Linked DNA regions of Homo sapiens: all the other regions are linked to region 3. A link is an interaction called in ENCODE POLR2A ChIA-PET data of the cell type or tissue named here. Cell type or tissue: CD4-positive, alpha-beta T cell. All regions are shown on one strand.

Region 1 (5,000 bases), 56 kb after region 3:
CCTGGTACTTATCTTCTCTGTAATTGTAGCAAGGACAAGGTTCCTGAAAGCTGGATCACCCCATGGACTGTAAACTTGAAGTCCTGCAAAGTTTCACCTATTACTTTGGTAGCCCTCAAAAAGAGTTCTGTGTTGCTTTGGAATCCTAAATCTGAATATAATCTAAAACAGTAGATTTCCCATTACACTGAGGTTGGAACCATTTATTTTATAGATGCAAAAAGTAGCTAGGAAAAACTAGTTAGATAAGTGATAGCTATCTAACTTAAGGCCCAGTGTTCTCTTCATTTTGTGTTAACTCCCCCATCCCCACCACCACCATAGTAAATGACTATGAGAGTTGTAGGTAGTATTCAATAGATCAATCCAGTGACACTGTGCTTAAGCATCACACAATTCAGATTTTAAAGATTTCCAAAAAAAAAAAAAGAAACTATATAGAATAAATATTAAAAGGGGTGAAAACATATATAGACTATTATAGAAAATAAAGCTTTGTGTTAGAATCAAACGTGTTCAAAAAGTCCATGAGAAATCACATCGATTGTAACCGTCTATGAGGTAGTCTTACCTGAGGACACTGGCTCCTTGAAATTCCTCTTCAAGTACAACAGTATTGTGTTAATTTTATTTCCTAAGAAGGCCACTACTATACTCAAACTTACAGTTTTCTCTTTACATGTCTCAGGCATCCACCAAACTCCCTCCTCCCTTCTAGACTGGATTAGAAGCTCTTCAGAAGAAACCCCCTTATCACAGATACAGCCCAATAAAACTTTCTGCGATGATAAAAATATTCTGTATTAACACTGTCCAATAGGTAGCCACTAACCATATGTGGCTACTGAGTACCGTAATGTGGCTAGAGTAAGTGTGCAAATTAATTTTTAATTTAAATTAATTTAAATAAAAATGAGCACATGTTGCTAGTGGCTAATATAGGACAGCAGAGCTTTAAAACAATTATTCTCAAACTTGGAAGAGCATACCTACCACCCACTTAGAGATCTCATTAAAAATGTAATATCAATTCCATTGATTTGGGGTTGGGCCCGAAATTCTGTATGTCTAACAAGCTTCAGAGTGATGCCAGTATAGCTGGGATATGGCTGCTCCGCCCTTAAATACCTGACAGTAAGTAGAAGTATGCTGGTCTGATATCTGCCCCCTAACCCTGAGTGTACTTTTCCCTTTACTAAACTTTTGAGTTCTTTAAGAGAATAAATGTGATTATCTTTGTAAACCTGGTATTTGTACACTATTCTTGGCATGTAGTGGACATTAAATTGTTGAATGAATGAATGATGCTTGTTTGGTGCCTACCTCAAAAAGGAGAGCACTTGAGATCCTTGTGTCTATTCCTACAGGTAACTGAACCTAAGCCAAAATTTAAGTAGACTCTTAACTCCACAAAATGAATAATCTTCTCACTGCTTTTAGGCACCAGCAGAGACGGGATTTTTAAGTTACCCTTGCAGTATATAGGAGGCAATGAATGTGAAGCAGTAGACTGTAAGAGTTAATGTTGAATTTTTCTACTACACATACCCTATGATCTGTGTGTAGAACACTTCTTCCGGAATCTTTTATTAGGACAGTATTTCACAGAATTTATTAGTATTATTTTTGTTAATTTACAAACCTTTATTCACCATGATTTACCATGTATGCTTTAGTGGCATGAAAGCAGTGGTAGGTAGCAAGGTAGTGAGACTCCAGAATCGAGCCAACAATACAATGCCATTTATTAGAGGATAATGTCTTCAAGCCTGGGATTCCTTATCTTTACACCTCAGATATTGCATTATACATTGAAAAACTAAGAATGAAACTTCAATTAATATTGGTTTCCCTTACTAGAGGTCTTTCTTTATTAGGAATGCCAAAAACGATGTGAATGTATATGTCTCTGCCAAACGCTAAGTCTCATGATTGGCCAAATTTAAGAAGTATTGCTACATTTTAAGAATTAATAAAAATGGCCGGGCGTGGTGGCTCACGCCAGTAATCCCAGCACTTTGTGAGGCCAAGGTGGGTGGATCACCTGAAGTCAGGAGTTCGAGACCACCCTGGCCAACATGGCGAAACCCCGTCTTTACTAAGAAAATACAAAAATTACCCAGGTGTGGCGACGCGTGCCTGAAATCACAGCTACTCGTGAGGCTGAGGCATGAGAATCGCTTGAACCCAGAAGGCGGAGGTTGCAGTGAGCCGAGATAGCGCCACTGCACTCCAGCCTGGGCAACAGAGTGAGACCCCGTATCAAAAAAAAAAAATTAGTAAAAATACATTTTCAAAGAATCTTCACATTTAAAAATTAAAGCTAGGCGCCTGTAATCCCAGAACTTTGGGAGGCCGAGGCGGGTGGATCACCTGAGGTCAGGAGTTCGAGACCAGCCTAGTCAACATGGCGAAACCCCATCTCTACTAAAAATACAAAAATTAGCCGGGCGTGGTGACGCGCGCCTGTAGTTGCAGCTACTGCAGGGGCTGAGGCAGAAGAATCGCTCGAACCCGAGAGGCGGAGGTTGCAGTGAGCCGAGATCACGCCACTGCACTCCAGTCTGGGGCAGAGCAAAACTGTTTCAAAAGAAATAATAATTTTATTCTCTTGTCTATCCATTCGGTAGACAAGTGTAGCGTTACTGCCTCCTTTTTGCAAATAATAAGGATTTTAGGAGACAGACATTATCAGTTCGAGAGCCCACAGGCACTGGACTAGAAGACACAGAAACCTACACTCAAGACCCAAACAAGGAAACAGGAAGGAGTCAAATCAACTTGCATTTCCCCTACCCTCACCGCCCCCTTTCCTTCCCAAGGCAATAGTGTAGGGGACGCCCAGTAAGTTACGGAAAAGGCGGAGACAGAGGTTTCGTTCCCGCCCCTCCAATTCAGTCTCCAAAAAGGTCCGCATAATTGATATATAAGGGGCTTCAGTGTGTAGCAAAGTTGCAAAAGTTAAGAGTTGTTGTTTGTCTTCGATCATGTCTGGTAGAGGCAAAGGTGGTAAAGGTTTAGGAAAGGGAGGCGCCAAGCGCCATCGCAAAGTGCTGCGTGACAACATACAGGGCATCACGAAGCCCGCCATCCGTCGCTTGGCCCGACGCGGCGGCGTGAAACGCATTTCGGGCCTCATTTATGAGGAGACCCGCGGTGTTCTTAAGGTGTTCCTGGAGAATGTGATACGGGACGCCGTAACCTACACGGAGCACGCCAAGCGTAAGACAGTCACTGCAATGGATGTTGTCTACGCGCTCAAGCGCCAGGGACGCACTCTGTACGGCTTTGGTGGCTGAGCCTCACCCCGGCTTTTTATTTAACAGCTCACCCATAAAAGGCCCTTTTCAGGGCCACCTCCTTCGTCACACGAAGGGCTGTAACTGATGACGACTTGGGTTTCGTTTTGTAAATTTGGGATTCTAACTGAGTTAAACCGAGCCGTTTTTAGCGATCTTCCTAAGATGGCGGATGTGCTAAGGAGAAAGGGAAGGCGAAACATTAGAAACTTGTTCAGGTATTTCGATCGCAAACATTCACAGGAAAAGATGGTGGAAATGGTTTGGGAATACCAGCAGCCTTTTATGACGTATGTGATGTGTTTTATTCCCACGTTTCTGAAATTTACTCCTATGTTAGGTGGCTGGGACTTAACTACACTAGCATTACATGTTTAGTTTTTGAGATGGAGTTGCTCTTGTCCAGGCTGTAGTGCAATGACGCAATCTCGGCTCACCGCAACCACCCCCTCCCGGGTTTAAGCGGTTCTCCTGACTCAACCTCCCGAGTAACTGGGGTTACAGGCATGCGCCACCACGCTTGGCTAATTTTTTATTTTTAGTACAGAAGGGGCTTTTCTGTGTTGGTCTGGCTGGTCTCGAACTCCCGACCTCAGGTGATCCGCCCTTCTTGGCCTCCCAAAGTGCAGGGATTGCAGGCGTGAGCCACCGTGCCCGGCCTTAGTGTTATTTATTAGGCATAGAACGTGAGTAATCTTAGGGCGGCTGTGGACAGATCAATTACTGGTAAACTTAATCCACTACTTGTGTCCGGGCGCGGTGCCTCAGGCCTGAATCACAGCACCTTGGGAGACCACGGCGGGCGGATTACTAGAGCTCAGGAGTTCGAGACTAGCCTGGGCAACCAAAATGGTGAAACTCCGTCTCAACTAAAAAAGTTAAATAGGAAAGTTAGCCCGGCGTTGTGGCGGACGCCTGCTGTCGCAGCTAATCTGCAAGGGCTGAGGCAGGAGAATCGCTTGAGCACGGGAGGCGGAGATTTCAGTGAGCTGAGATGGTGCCACTCCACTCCTGCCTGGGCGACAGAGACCATGCCTCAAAAAAAAAAAAAAAAAAGTAAAGTTTGGCCGGGCTCGGTGGCTCATGTCTGCAATCCCATCTGTAATTCCAGCAGCTTGGGAGGCCGAGGTGGGTGGATCACTTGAGCTCAACGAGTTCGAGACCAGCCTGGCTAGCACTGCAAAACCTCGTCTCTACTAAAAATACAAAAATTAGACGTAGACGTGGTGACACGCGCCTGTAGTCCCAGCTACTCGGGAGGCTGAGGCAGGAGAATCACTTGAACCCGGGAGACTGAGGTTGCAGTGAGCCGAGGTCGCGCCACTGCACTCCAGGCCTGGGGCACAGAACAAGGCTCCGTCTCAAAAAGAAAAAAAAAAGCCCAAGTTTTTGTCTTACCCAGTGAATTCTTTGTTGGGGCACTTACTGTGATTTCAGGTCATTGATAATTTTACTGCTTTATTTCTCAAGTACTGGTAATTTATAACCCAAAGTGTTTCTCCTTGTGCTTTGTCAACCTACCCGGTTATCACCCGCGATCCTGACTCCTAACGTTTTCATTTTTTCACCATACCGAAGAAGTGGCTTCTCATCTGTTCTTTTTTTGTCAATGGTAATTCATTACATACACTGTTCCACAAATATTCTTCAACTTGGGGTTTCCTCTTCAAGAAGCCTTTACCTGATTCCTATGGGCAAAAT
Region 2 (5,000 bases), 140 kb after region 3:
ATTCTCAAGAAGTGCCTCACGGTCGGAAGCAGCAGGGAACCTAGGAAAAAGGGAACCCCACACCTACGAAAAAGGGAACCCCACACCTACTGAATCAGAAACTGGGCGTGGGGCCCACCAGTCTGTTTTAACTAGCCTTCCAGGAGATTGGGATGTAGGAAAAAGTTTGAGAATCACTGTTCCAGCCAAGAAACCCGATATTTTGCTCTTTCAAGAAAATAAGGCCGGGCGCGTTGGCTCTGGGAGGCCGAGGAGGGCGGATCACCTGAGGTCTGGAGTTCAAGACCAGCCTGACCAATATGGAGAAACCCCGTCTCTACTAAAAATACGAAATTAGCCGGGCTTGGTGGCGCATGCCTGTAATCCCGGCTACTCGGGAGGCTGAGGCAAGAGAATCGCTTGAACCCGGGAGGCAGGGGTTGCGGTGAGCCGAAATCGCACCACTGCACTCCAGCCTGGGCAATAAGAGCGAAACTCCGTCTCAAAAAAAAAAAAAAAAAAAGAAAAGAAAAAGAAAGAGAGAGAGAAAGAAAAAAAAAAAGAAAAGAAAAGTCCAGCCTTCTAAGATGGAGGAAGGACAGTGTATTAGTTAACTGTGCTCCTGTAACAAATACTACAGACTGGGTGGCTTAGACAAAAATCATTTTCTCACAGTTCTGGAGACTAGAAGTCCGAGATCAAAGTACTTGTCTGTTTGATTTTTTTTTCTCCCCTGAGGCCTTTTTTGTTGGCTTGCAGGTGACTATCTTCTCCCTCTGCCTTTAAATGATTTTTTCTCTGTGTGTCCGTGTTCTAATCTCTTCTTATAAGGACACCAGCCCTTATGATTTGGGCCCTACTTTCATGATCTCAAAATACCTTAATTACCCCCTTTAAAGACCCTATCTCCAAATACTGTCACATTCTTTTTCCCTTTATTTATAAACATTATTTCATTCATTTCTCCATTTTGCAGATGAAATACTGTCACATTCTGAAGTACTAGAGATTAGGGCTTCCACATATGAATTTAAGGGGGTTGGAGGAAGGCTAAATTCATTTCACACAGGTAGTTTCCAGACGAAGCTGTACTGACAATATCCGAGCCTGGCATAGGGAAAAGGGATAGGAATGGGGGCTCCATGGTGAACATCTACTGTCTCTTTGCTTTTCCCACTCCTGGTTTAGGATTTAGCTTTCTCAGGGCTCTCAAAATCAGCGACTCCTCAATCAGCTTTCCAGATGACAAAATTTTGTTTCTGTTATCTCCTCTCCCTATTTGGATGTATATTTTAGTGCTGTTTGAGTGAGATCTGCGGAGTATGCAAAAGTAAATTCTTGTGTTTAACCCTCGATCTTTACCTGGAAGCATCGTAAGGCAGCGGTGGTTCCCTGCATGTGGAAAGCAGTCTGGTTCTGCCTTTGCCTCTCCAGCTCTCAACTCAAACATTCCTTTCTCATCGTGGCCTTTCTCTCTGCCAATCAAAAGATAAAGCACTCGATCAGTAGTTATTGAAGTACCATATTCCTGCCCTTGGCAGTTATCTAGTTGAAATTTCACAGTTTTTTTATATAGTTTAATATATTTTAATAGCAAACTTACAGGAACAGCACAGAAGACAGACAACATTAAAAACATGTATTTCCATATAGGACAACTCAGAAAAGTATAGTGAATGGATGAAATCTCAGAAAAGTATAGTGAATGAATGATAAAGATGCTACAACACCATTTAGTTTCCGTCAATAAGAAATTTACTTGTTTAAAAAAAAAACAAATGCTGGCATTGTCCAGAAAAATTTAACAGATTTATTTATAATTATTATAAAGTTGAACCGCTGAAACTTGTTCACTGAAACATTTTAACTTGCATTAAGGCTGTACGTTTCCGCATTTATATTAAAAATTCACACCCAAATGAAAATGGAAAAACTGCCAATACCTGATTTCTGTCCCCTATTTTTCCACTCGCAATCATATACCTAGGTACCTTTTGACCCCATGGGAAAAAAAATAACGTTCAGAACTACCAATAACAGGAAGAAGATAATTTTTTTAATGAAATTTTTCCCATCATGGTGGATTCTTAAGCACGTTCTCCACGTATGCGGCGTGCTAGCTGGATGTCTTTTGGCATAATTGTTACACGTTTGGCATGGATAGCCCACAGGTTGTTGTCTTCAAAAAGGCCAACCAGATAGGCCTCACTTGCAAAGCAACTATAGCTGCTCTCTGGAAGCGCAGATCTGTTTTAAAAGTCCTGAGCAATTTCTCGCACCAGACGCTGGAAGGGAAGTTTGCGAATCAGAAGTTCAGCGGACTTCTGATAACGTCTAATTTCACGGAGTGCCACAGTACCAGGCCTGTAACGATGAGGTTTCTTCACCCCTCCAGTAGTGGGAGCACTCTTGCGAGAGGCTTTTGTAGCCAGTTGCTTCCCGGGTGCTTTGCCACCGGTCGATTTGCCGGTCGATTTGCGGGCAGTCGGCTTTCTACGAGCCGTGGTATAGAGACCTCCTTACTTACCCCGCTTCTCCTTTGGCTGGAGCTCGGCGAGCGAGAGGCGGCGCTGGGCTGGCGTTGGAGAGCGACGGCAGGACGGCTGCGGCTACGAACACAATTGCAGTATTTTTTTTTTTTGACAGAGTCTCGCACTGTAGCCCCGGCTGGAGTCTGGAGTGCAGCGGCACGCAGGCGCCCGCCACCACGCCCAGCTAATTTTTGTATTTTTAGTAGAGACGGGGGTTTCTCTGTTTTGGCCAGACTGGTCTCGAACTCCCGACCTCGTGATTCGCCTGCCTCGGCCTCCCAAAGTGCTGGGATTACAGGCGTGAGCCACCGCGCCCGGCCATTAGATTTTTTTTTACCATTAGATTAAACTTCGTCTTTCCCCAACCAGGCTGTAAGTTTTTTTCAGGGGTTGGAAATTCCTTGGTTTACAACAATGATTTCACTATACTTGGTACATTTACAGCTCATAGGGAGGAGATTATTTTCCATCAAAAAATAGTTCTGATTTGTAACCCGGGACCACGTGGCCTAATGGATAAGGCGTCTGACTTCGGATCAGAAGATTGAGGGTTCGAATCCCTCCGTGGTTATTTGAGATACTGACTAGTCTGGTGTTATTTTCCTTCCTCAAAGCTGGTAATCAGAAATGTACTTCTTTCCATTTACTTCACTAAGTTATCTTCATTGTAGATCCCTTCCTTCACATCCCTTGCCTTTGCTCTGTACTTAGTCTGTTTATCCTCTCTCTCTCCACCATAATGCCATACAGTCCATCTTCTGGGCCTGCGCTACTCAAAATTTGGTCCAGTCCCTGAACCAGTAACATAACCTGGGAGCTTCTTAAAAATGACAACTTTTCGAGGCCGACCTCCCTTGCTAGTCCGCACTACACTTGACCTACCTAGAATCGCTGTGTGTAGGCTCTAGGATTCTGGGTTTTAACCAAGCTATCCAAGTGGTTCGTTTGCACACTCGAATGTGAGAACCATTTACAGACCTTACAGGCTGTAGAATGCACTCTAGACCATAAAGCACGTCAGACCCAATTACAATTTAGCGCCAAGCTACGTGAGTTTTAAGGCTATTACGACAGGGGTAATGTGAAGCTCCCACGGGAACCTCTTGGAAAGACTGGGGTACGAAGGAAGGCAGAAAAGAGGTCCACACGTTTGACAAAAGTATCTTCTAACAAATACAGAAGACTGGTAGAATTAGAAGAATCACCATTTGCAACCCTTAGAAAAATAATAGACCAAAGCAACGAACGAGCTTAACGACCTTAATTAAAACCGTTAGGAAAAGGTGGTTGGGAAATAACATATGCTCATGGTGTTAAGTGCCACCCCAAAACTACTTGTCAATTGCAAAGAGAGAAATAAAGAACCTTGGGGGGCACCACTCGGTCTTCACCATCAACAGGATATCCCTACAAGTGCCTTCTGATGTGAAGTTAGTACAGTGTAAAGAACAGCGTCTGGGCAAAAATGTTTAACCTAAATCTAAGCACTCAAATTAATCACAAAAGCAAATTTATCTTCTAATTTAAAAGGAACAAAAATAAATTAAAAGATGCCATAAGGAAATAATGAGACAAATCCAGAATGTAGGACATTCTATGAGACAATTAGACTTTTTTGCTTATTTTGTTTTGTTTGCTTTGTTTTGAGACAGAGTCTCGCTCTGTCGCCCAGGGCTGGAGTGCAGTGGTGAAATCACGGCTCACTGCAGCCTCGACTTCCGGTGATCAAGTGATCCTCACCTCAGCCTCCCGAGTAGCTGGGACCACAGGCACACACCACCATGCCTGGCTAATTATTTTTCTGTTTTTTGTAGAGACAGGATCTCCCTGTGTTTCCCAGGCTGGGGGAAGGAAGGGAGGAAGGGAGGAAGGGAAGAAGGGAGGGAGGGAGGGGAAGATTAAAAGATGTCATGAGGAAATAACAATAAAAAGAAAAAGCTGGGAAACTGTTCTAATGTGAAAGAATAGGAAACATAAAAACTGACTCTAAAAATATATTAGATAAATAAATACTCAGATGTTTTTAGTCACTTATTTAGAGTTTCTTTCCGTCGCCCAGGCTGGAATGCAGTGGCGCGATCACTGTAACCTTGAACTCCTGAGCTCAAGCCATCCTCCCGCCTAAAATTCCGGAGTAGCTGGGATTACAGGAGCGCGCCACCAGGCCAGGCTGATTTTTTAAAATCTGTTTTGTACAGAGGCACAAGAGAAGGGCTTGTTTTGTTACAGGTGCTCTCAAACCCTGGGGTCACGAAATCCCGCGTCAGCATTCCAAAACGTTACAGGCATGAGCCACTGCACCCAACCAGATATGAGATATTTTTAAAGAATTGCTCGATTGTTTTAGTTTTGTTCATGATATTGTAGTTAAATAAAAGACGCATGTTTAGGCGACACATGTTTATGGATTTTGGTGTTCTATATCACAATGTCTGCAAGTGAGTTTCATATGATTCAGTAGAAATAGGTAGATGAGGCTAAGACGGCAAA
Region 3 (5,000 bases):
TCTCTACTGACTAGATATACCATCAGAGGTTTTTTTTTTCATTTCTAACAACCTCTTATAGTCATTAAAGAAATGCTTCATTTTCCATTCTTTTAACATAAGAAGAACAAGAAGCATTTTTCTCTTTTTGCAACACAGCCCACCAAGGTAGGTGAAGATGTTTTCTAACAGACTAGATCCAAGCCAGACTGCCTAAATCATCATTCTGGTTACACCTAGTATAAGCGATGGGGTTTGGGGCAGGATGCCGCAACTTGGGTACTCTAATTTCCCTTTCTGTTAAATGAGAACAAAAGTAATATCACATGTTTTTTTGTTTGTTTGTTTTGTTTTGTTTTTTGAGATGGAGTCTTGCTGTTGCTCTGTCACGTAGGCTGGAGTGCAATGGTGCGGTCTCGGCTCACTGCAACCTCGGCCTCCCGGGATCTCCTTCAGCCTCCCAAGTAGCTGAGACTACAGGCATGCGCCACCACGCCCGGCTAATTTTTGTATTTTTAGCAGCGACAGGGTTCCACTATATTGGCCAGGCTGGTCTCAAACTCCTGATCTCGGGATCCGCATGCCTCGGCCTCCCAAAGTGTTGGGATTACAGGCGTGAGACACCACGCCAGACCTTTTTTTTTTTTTCCTCTCTCCCTCTTTGAGACAGAGTCTCGCTCTGTTGCCCAGGCTGTAGTGCAGTGCCAATCTCGGCACACTGCAAGCTCCGCCTCCCAGGTTCACGCCATTCTCCTGCCTCAGTCTTCCGAGTAGCTGGGACTACAGGCGCTCACCACCACGCCCAGCTAATTTTTTGTATTTTTCGTAGAGACAGGGTTTCACCGTGTTAGCCAGGATGGTCTCGATCTCCTGACCTTGTGATCCGCCCGCCTCAGCCTCCCAAACTGCTGGGATTACAGGCGTGAGCCACCGCGCCCGGCCCTTTTTTTTTTTTTTTTTAAGAAGGAGTTTTGCTCTGGTTGCCCAGGCTGGAGTACAGCGGTGCAGTCTCAGCTCACTGCAACCCCCACCTCCCGTGTTCAAGCGATTCTCCTGCCTCAGCCTCCCAAGTAGTTGGGATGACAGGCGTGTGCCACCCTACTCAGCTAAGTTTTTGTATTTAGTAGAGACGGGGTTTCACCATGTTGGTCAGGCTGGTCTCGAACTCCTGCCCTCAGGTGATCCACCCGCCTCGGCCTCCCAAAGTGCTGGGATTACAGGCTTGCGCCACTGCGCCCGGCCCAAGATTTTTTGATTAAATAAATACAAATAAAGCACATTAGCTATTATTCTGAACACTGCTACATTAGCTACATTGAAAATTAAAAAAGATGTTAAACAGATTTTAAGGTTTTCTCGTCATCACTGAAGTGAGAAAAACAAATTATTTTGTGAAACAAAGATAAGACACAATAAATTCAGAGTACACTTTTGTTAGATGCTAACCCACAGAGCGGAATACTTTTTGCGCAGCACCTTCATTCCTGGAGACTTAGGGCCCGGGAAATGGGAATGGTGGCAGGAGAGGAGAAGGGCTAGGGGGCTGGGGAGCGTGGGGTGAAGGAGTGGGGGCTTAAAAAGGACAGTCAAATTTAGGAAGAACAGTTTCTTAAACTGAAGTTAGCTAAGCAGCGGGCTTCAGCCAAAGATAATAATACTAACTTGAAAGTAAAGCTGTTTGTTAAATAGGCTTTCATTTTAATTTTTTAAAAAATATTTTCACTAGTTAGACGGAATATTTATTTCTGATCCTCGTTGTAGGGCTAAACTAGGTGTGACTTGCTTTTCCATTAAGGACTGTAGCCATTTTGGCTAAGAAAGTCTTTCCTGTCTTAGCTCTCTTCAAGAGATGCTATTTACTTTTTTGTTGTTGTTTTCTCCGGAGCTTTATTGCCTACCCTTTATTTTCACGATGTGTTTGTGCATTCTGTAAAAAGTGGGAAACACTGTTCTCCGGATTGTGTGGGTGATCGCCGGTCGCCTAGCTTGCCGTTCTTCAGGTATCTCCTGCTGCTCCAGAATCTACATCTGAATGTCAAGGCATAGCTTTTCCAGGAGCTTTTAAACCGACCTTTCAATTCGAAGACGTAACTGCGCCAGGAGCTTTGTCTCCCTGGCATATAAAAGCATAGAAGAGAGCAACTTCTGGTTTTTAAAATAAGTAAACTAATCTGAATTGTTTGCAATGGTAGGAACTTGTTATATAAAATGTTAATTAGGTGGCCCGTGCTCGAAAACTGCTCTCAGGATATGACCAATGGGAGAGTAGACCTAAGCTCCTTCATTTGCATGCAGACTTCACGACAAAATAACGAATCAGAGTTGGAGAAACTAAATCTTCATTTACATAACATTGTCTACAAATTCCGAGGATCAGGAGATGTAGATTTCATTTTCTTTCCTAACTGCAGAACAGCAAAGATAGCATGCCTGAGCCAGCGAAATCCGCTCCCGCCCCGAAGAAGGGCTCCAAGAAGGCCGTGACCAAGGCGCAGAAGAAGGACGGCAAGAAGCGCAAGCGCAGCCGCAAGGAGAGCTACTCCGTATACGTGTACAAGGTGCTGAAACAGGTCCACCCCGACACCGGCATCTCCTCTAAAGCCATGGGGATCATGAATTCCTTTGTCAACGACATCTTCGAGCGCATCGCCGGCGAGGCTTCCCGCCTGGCGCATTACAACAAGCGCTCGACCATCACCTCCAGGGAGATCCAGACGGCCGTGCGCCTGCTGCTTCCCGGGGAGCTGGCCAAGCACGCTGTGTCAGAGGGCACCAAGGCCGTTACCAAGTACACCAGCTCCAAGTAAACTTGTCCCTGCAACTGCCTTAGTAAACCCAAAGGCTCTTTTCAGAGCCACTCACCTTTTCACAATTGGAGCTATATACTGACATGTGAAGATACTAGAAACTCCTGCAGCTGAAATAGGCATGTTTTTAAAACTTAAAATGGCACTCACTGTCTGGGCTGGTGGCTTTATGAAACTCTGGTTTCCGTGTTTTATGAGGTATCACTCGATAGTACCTAAGAGGCAATAGTAATTTCATAGTTTTGCTCTACGAAGAGAAACTTCGTTTCTCAAGAGTCCTTAAAAATACGGGTTTTACCAAAGAAGCCCATATTATGGGGGGCTGGAGCGGGGGTGGGGAAGGAGGAGAGGAGACTGCTGCTTTCAAGTAGTTCTTAATGTTGAATTTGCTTTTTTCCTTTCCTCAATTACTTCAAAAAGGTCTTAATTTGGATTTTTATTTTAGGTTCTAAAGGAAAAAATAAAACCCTCTTCCCTCTACCGCCTCACCTGTCTGGTTTCACCAATTAGACTTGAACAATTCTCAGTGTGCAACCACACTCGCGCTCGCACACAAACACATACACACATTGTTCATTGATCGACAATCCCCATCTCATCTTTATCATGTTCTTAGAGAAGTTGGGTCTCCATTGTTAAGGATTCTCCTAATCACAAAAACTGACTATATACCTATCCCCAATCCAATCATTAATAAGGGGCATGTGATCTTTAGGATAGGTGTAGTCAAATTAATCAGATCCCTGAGGCTAGAAGGAACTCTGCCTTCTCTGGAGAACAAGTCAGGGAACAAAGAAAGTTGTATTAGGAAGAAAGGAGGGAAAATGACTTTTGGGGAGGAGGCATCTGCACTGCCTGATACAAGCAGCTTCCAGGCGAAGGTGGATGGAAGGAATATCCAGTAGGTTGAAAATGGATAGTCATTCCTTCATATTCAAGTGCCAAGCAGTGAATTTTGTACTGAGGACTTCTGCACTGAGAATAGTGGTTCTCAGACTTCAGTGTGCATCAGAATCACCTGGAGAGCTTGTTAAAGGAGATTGCTGAGATAAAGAATATGCTAACCAAGCCTCCTGCTCACGTGGAGTTTTCTTGTGATAAAGATGTGGGAGAAGATTGTGAAGAGTCTGAATGTCAAACAATGAAGTTTAGATTTATTTTGCAGACAATAAGGTTATAGAAAGCTTGTGAGCAAGGACTAACAAAATTATAACTAGTTCTAGGAATATGCTTCTGGTGGCAAGAGACTGGATGCAGTGGAGGGAAATGATGTTGAAGGAGGATAAAGTTTCAAGCCAAAGAAATGGCAGGAGTAATGGAGCAGGGGATACAATAAACAAATCAGAGAGTAGTTGAAGGGATTTCATTCAGTATTTCATCAAATATTGATTGCATTCCCTCTGTGCCAGGCATTGAAATACTTCAGTGAGCAAGATAGACAAGAGACTGCCCTTCTGAGGCTCATATCCTAGTGAAGGAAGAGAGATGATAGACTGGGCATGGTGGCTCACGCCTGTAATCCCAGCACTTTCGGAGGCCAAGGAGGGCGGATCATCTGAGGTCGAGATTTCAAGACCAGGTTGTCCAACATGGCAAAACCCTGTCTCTATTAAAAATACAAAAATTAGCTGAGCATAGTATCACAGGCCTGTAGTCCCAGCTACTTGGGAAGCTGAGGCAGAAGAATAGGAGAATTGCTTGAACCCAGGAGGCGGAGACTGCAGTGAGCCAAGATCACACCACTGCACTCCAGCGTGGGTGACAGAGGGAAATTCCATCTCAAAAAAAAAAAAAAAAAGAAGAAGAAGAAGAAGAATATAGGTCTATTTCACTCAGCAAATGGTAACTCACTCCTGTTCAATGTATTATTTAGTATTATGTCTGCGATTCCTCTCTATCTTTAAATTTGGGATCTCTAGATCTCAGACCCTGAAATCCTAGACTTCTGGTTGTTGACAGGAATCCATGGAGCCCTGGGAGTTCCTTGAGTTTCTGAGAATAATGAGCCTCATAAAATGTCTATGTTCATATGTCTATTTTCAACAGATTCTCAAAGGAGTTTTTGATCCATCTATTACTACAAACTACTCTATTTTTTTTTTTTTTTTTTTTTTTTGATACAGAGTTTTGCTCTTGTTGCCCAGGCTGGAGTGCAATGGCACGATCTTGGCTCACCACAACCTCTGCCACCTGGGTTCAAGCGATTTTCCTGCC
Region 4 (5,000 bases), 50 kb after region 3:
ATCATGTCATTCTGGGTACTAAAGACCTCCCAGATCTCTTCTCCGCATTGGGAATTGGAAAATAATACCCCAAAACGAAGTCCTTAGAAGCAGAAGTGACCTCCTGCTATCCTTTGGCCTCTCATCCTCCATTGAGGCTACACATAATAACTAGAATCCCTCTTCCCCAAGGTGGTTACTGAAACTAGAACCCCTTTTTCTTCAAAGCCAGCCATAAAACCTAAAAATCTTACTGTAACTTTTCCGTCTCCTTTCTGTGTAAAAGCTAGCCATAAGAAAGTATATGTCTTACGTTGTTTGGCTGTAGGTCATAAGACCCTCCCTCATTCCAGAGAGGGTCCTCTAGAATGAGGAAGGAATACCCAGAAGGAAAGAATCTTGCCAGAGGCCAAGAAGAGTCTAGACACAGAGGCCTTGCTATGTTTCCCCAGTCTATTAGCATTAGATGACACCCTTTTTATCCAATCACAGTTCTACATGGCAGTTGGTACTTTGTTGAACCTAAGCATAAAAATGGACAGTTTCCCCTGTACCTCTGGGCCTTCATTGTGAAGGTTCCCATGTCACATAAACCTATGATGAAGTTTGACTTTTCTATTAATCTGCCTTTTTTCCGTTGATTTTCAGTGAACTTTCGGAGGGTGAAGTTTTGCTCACCCCTACATACCTGTATTTTTCACTCATTTTCAAAAAGATTATTTTGAATAAATATTTCAAATCCTCCCATTTATTCAGATCCCCTTCTCAATCAAGCCACTCTCATACAGGGAGGTATTTTGGCTTTCTCTACAAAGAAGAAATTGTGTGATGTAGCCGTGGTTCCCAAAAAATTAAACTCCTGCTTATAACTAGAAAGATGTCACAGGCTACATCCTTTTCTTTGTGGGGAGGGAGGCAAATAATAATGTAAAATATAATAAAATATTAACTAATAAGCAGAATGTAAACAAAGAAGTAAGATTAAGAGGTATTATAATCATGAGGGATTTATAGTATTTGGTCCCACTGCAAACTTGTTCAAGAGTTCATGACTTGTTTTGTGCTATGTATTCTGGAGATTCTGGAAATCTATAGATGCCTTCTCAAAACCATGTTTTTAAAAAATACTTATACAGGGTAAGAAAGGTAGTGACACTAAATTTTTTTTTCTTAAAGTCTGTATATGTGCTTTAGTTACACATCAAATAATAAGATCTAGCAGCAAGTATAATGTTGGCTTGAAAGGTTCACAATTAGTGTAAACTATTTCAAGACACCTGTAATAAGTACAAAGTGATATGAAAATATCTATGATTATCATTGATGTGAAATCCAGTGATTAGCTGCCTGTACTCACAAAGGAAATAAGCAAATTGCATTTAGGATTTGTGAAAATGTAATTTTTTCCCATCTAGAGTCCCATAACCATCTGTAGAAATCAGATTTTGTCGAGATTTCTCCGTACTGTTAAGTGGGCTTTTCTAAAATCAAAAACAAAACAAACAAAAAATAACCTCAGCCTCCCAAATACAATGTAAACAGTAGTACATCCAAGTCAGCCCAACTTCCTATAGCCCATTTATTTGTCCTGGTAACCCCAATTTCAGGCTTCTTCCTCCCTTCTCCAAGTTTTTTCATTTATTTTTCCCTCTCTATTTCTTATCTAATCACCAAATATGTATTGGATAGCTAACTCTAGCTCCCTGGTTCAGCTCAATCTGTGAGAAAGCAATTTGGGAAAAGAAGCAGATTATAAGCTGACAGAGGTTCCTTTCATACTTTTTACTATCTCTCAGCATCAGGGTGGTAGCAATACTTGTGCAGATTGACGCAGAATGACAAGGTGAGTAGTCTCCAAAAAGAGAATTCCATTTGGAGAATTCCATCTGAGGGGGAGGTGGAAAAAAAAACAGGCTTTTCGACTACGTCCCAGCATACACAACTGTTAATATCGCAACCTGATTGGTGAAAAATTTTCTCTCGGAAAAACCACGCAAATAAAAATCTAAGAATACGTTCTGATTGGTTAATTCAGCAGGCTCTGCAAACCAACAGAAAAAGCAAGTTTTACAAAACTGAGCCAGAGGCTATGATGAACTATCCCTCCGATTGGCTTAATACAAGAATTGCATTTTTTTCTAACATTACCTGGACGTGGGAAGCAAGACCACACTCGCGCCAAAAGCAAGACCTGCTTTGCCACGCGGGCCTACAGTTGCCAGTAGGGCTAATACACCGCGTCCTCCGCAAATACAGCTACTCCGAGCGGGTTGGACCAGCATGCTAGTGTTACCTGGCGGCAGTGCTAGGAGGTTAAGAGTAGGCAGAAATAAATGAACAAGCAAGAGAGCCCCTGGGAAAATAAGTCCTGGAGACGCTGGCCACTGACAGAAAAAGACAATGGGCACACTTTTTATTTTGAGACGGAGTCTCGTTCTATCGCCCAGGCCGGAGTGCAAGTGGCGCGATCTCGGCTTACAACTTCCGCCTCCCGGGTTCAAGTGATTTTCTACCTCAGCCCCCAAGTAGCTGGAATTACAGGCGCGCGGCACCACGCCTGACTAATTTTTGTATTTTTTTTTAGCAGAGATGGGGCTTCACCATGTTCTTCAGGCTGGCCTCGAACTCCTGACCTCGTGATGCCCCCGCCTCGGCCTCCCAAAATGCTGGGATTACAGGAGAGCCACCTCGTCACGCAGTGCAGCCCCCACACTATTTACAAATACAGTACCTGAGGGCCGATATCCCAAAGCTAAGGCTTATCAAAGGCCTGCGAAAAGACAGACACCGGGCACCACCAGCAGTTGGCCATTCTCAACGACCAGCTGCACAAGATCGTGGGCCGGAAGCACCTTGGGCATGCCACGTACTGCTCACAACCAGGACGGGATGTGCTCAGGAAGTCACCTCAACGCTAAAGTAAACTAAAGCATTTACACCACATCCCTGTGTCAGAAATAAAATTTTTTCAGGGCCACTTTTAAGCGCCGCGCTTTAACAGAAATCGGCCGGCCAATCACACACCACCGCGGGAATTTGAAGAAAAAGTAGGACCTGGTGGCTCAAGTAGCCTTAGCTATCCGGTGACTGTGGCTGAGACTGAGACGGAAGGATCCTTGCGCCCAGGCTGCTGGGAGCTGTTAATAACTGACCCCCAACCAGCACGACTAGGATAGACCGTGGCCGCACAACACCGCAGCACCCGCACCCCTCTCCACCCCACTCCCCCCTCCAAAAAGCTTCAGCTCTTTTGACTGAGACCTGTGGGTGGCTCTGAAAAGAGCCGTTTAAAATTTTCAAAGGGGAACGTCCCGCCAGTTTCACTTTTTCTTCGGAGCTGCCTTCTTTGCCTTTGTAACCTTCGGCTTCCCCGACTTAGGCTTGGCCGCCTTGGGCTTAGGGGCTTTGGCCTTAGCTGGACTCTTGGCAGCTTTTTTTGGCTGAGGTGTTTTCACCTTTTTCGCACTCTTGGCCACTTTCTTGGTCCCAGCAGCGGTTGCTGGCTTCTTTACCTTCTTAGGAGTCTTTTTGATGCTTTTCTTCGGGGTAGCGGCGCCAGCCACCTTCTTGGGCTTCTTGGCTGCCCCAGCAGGCTTCCTAGGCTTGGCTGCGCCAGCCTTTTTGGCCTTGGGTTTGCCTTCCCCGGAAGCCGCTTTCTTGTTGAGTTTGAAGGAGCCAGAAGCACCGGTACCTTTGGTCTGCACCAGAGTACCTTTGCTCACCAAGCTCTTGAGGCCAAGCTTGATACGGCTGTTGTTTTTTTCTACATCGTAGCCAGCAGCCGCAAGCGCTTTCTTAAGCGCGGCCAGAGAAACGCCGCTGCGCTCCTTAGAAGCTGCCACTGCCTTGGTGATAAGCTCAGATACTGGGGGTCCGGATGCTTTGCGTTTCCCAGCAGTTGCGCCTGCCTTCTTCGCCTTTTTCTTCACAGGTGTTTTTTCTGCGGGTGCAGGAATGGTAGGAGCAAGTGGAGCAGTCTCCGACATGTTTTTGTCTTCCCAGAAAAGACAATAAGTAATCTCAAACTGTCAGAACAGCATGTCCTCTACGAGGGAGGCTGAGGGTTTATATAGAGAGACGCTGAGTGATGATTGGTTCCTTGCTCCATGCGCGGCGCTGCTGGAAAAGGACTCCTCGTATCTACCGCGCTGCTGTGTTTGTTGCCCCTTAAAAAAGAGTAAAAATATAAGAAATCTGGGCATGAAATAATTAGAGACTTGGGGGAAACTGATCCGAGAGAGTTCGGGCTTCATTCCTGCCTTTGTTTCTATGCATAGTTTTAAAACCGGCATCTTGAAACTTTTCTTATTCCCCCAACTCTCTTTCAAACTTCGGTCAAATCGAGACAACTTTCATGTTTTCCTTAAAAATACTATTTCTCCCTCTTTCATTTGCAAATCTCTCTTCCAGGGCATTGTTCTGTGAATTCTTACCGTCTCAACTTTATATAGATAAACTCATTTTTATCCAAATGTGCAGGGAAATTGGGTTTTTTCGCAGGAACAATAGCACAGGCTCTCTGGCGAGCTGTTTGCATCAACCTCTAGGAATTGGCACTGAGGTAGAAAGTTCTATGTACAAGAGGGGTGATTAGTTTAGAAAAGATAGTTTAAAAAAAAAAATAGTATTTGAGTTACCAGTGTGTAAGCTGGATTTGATCTCCATATTTCAGTGGTTTAAACATTTCCAGAAAGATAAGGGTGAGGCTACATTATTCCTCTTACAGAAAAAAAAGTCCTAAGTAGAGTTACCAACCTTCTCTTAAAAGTTAGGATCATGGATTTTTCCGATCTAGAATGGGCATTAAAGATCAACTACCACATCCCCAAAAAAGAAAACTGAACCAACAAATAATAGAATGGCAGGCCAACATCATTTTGGCAACTGTGAGCATTGAGAGCTTGTGTACATGTTTGTGTCCCATCACTTTATAAATAATTTAATGAAATACACTATTTTTTTGCTAATATTCATCATAGAATTTTGTACATTTTTTATATTTTAAAATCATATTTATAATA

Evidence for each region. Peaks named below come from ENCODE experiments on the same cell type or tissue, not always from the same donor. Only the 100,000 strongest peaks of a DNase experiment are listed, where the experiment ranks them.
Region 1: POLR2A ChIA-PET joins it to region 3 with 10 read pairs; 32 of 35 experiments call an interaction of 5 or more read pairs at or near these places.
Region 2: POLR2A ChIA-PET joins it to region 3 with 10 read pairs; 23 of 35 experiments call an interaction of 5 or more read pairs at or near these places.
Region 4: POLR2A ChIA-PET joins it to region 3 with 95 read pairs; 33 of 35 experiments call an interaction of 5 or more read pairs at or near these places.

Annotation. Positions count from the first base shown.
Region 1 is chr6:26,237,439-26,242,438 of GRCh38, forward strand. H4C6 (H4 clustered histone 6) reads left to right here and starts at 2,955. Exons shown (of 1, transcript NM_003540.4): 1 at 2,955-3,355. The coding sequence starts at 2,988. The coding sequence ends at 3,299. RefSeq lists enhancers at 2,582-2,681, 3,142-3,191. In CD4-positive, alpha-beta T cell, no CTCF peak of the experiment used is centred here; DNase peaks (open chromatin) are centred at 2,973, 3,123 and 3,753; H3K4me3 peaks cover 1,676 bases; H3K27ac peaks cover 1,462 bases.
Region 2 is chr6:26,319,810-26,324,809 of GRCh38, forward strand. TRR-TCG2-1 (tRNA-Arg (anticodon TCG) 2-1) reads left to right here and starts at 3,009; the gene lies at 3,009-3,081. It also overlaps the pseudogene H3C9P. RefSeq lists an enhancer at 2,439-2,628. In CD4-positive, alpha-beta T cell, a CTCF peak has its summit at 2,434; DNase peaks (open chromatin) are centred at 2,532, 3,012 and 4,222; H3K4me3 peaks cover 1,173 bases.
Region 3 is chr6:26,181,391-26,186,390 of GRCh38, forward strand. It overlaps H2BC6 (H2B clustered histone 6), which reads left to right and starts at 2,371. Exons shown (of 1, transcript NM_003523.3): 1 at 2,371-2,840. The coding sequence starts at 2,406. The coding sequence ends at 2,786. RefSeq lists enhancers at 1,405-2,134, 1,994-2,183, 2,634-2,693. In CD4-positive, alpha-beta T cell, no CTCF peak of the experiment used is centred here; a DNase peak (open chromatin) is centred at 2,291; H3K4me3 peaks cover 1,619 bases; H3K27ac peaks cover 1,071 bases.
Region 4 is chr6:26,230,969-26,235,968 of GRCh38, forward strand. It overlaps H1-3 (H1.3 linker histone, cluster member), which reads right to left and starts at 4,019. Exons shown (of 1, transcript NM_005320.3): 1 at 3,244-4,019. The coding sequence starts at 3,965. The coding sequence ends at 3,300. It also overlaps the pseudogene H2AC9P. RefSeq lists enhancers at 2,342-2,391, 3,222-3,631, 3,545-4,532. In CD4-positive, alpha-beta T cell, no CTCF peak of the experiment used is centred here; DNase peaks (open chromatin) are centred at 2,973, 3,273, 3,773, 4,053 and 1 weaker place; H3K4me3 peaks cover 3,067 bases; H3K27ac peaks cover 3,619 bases.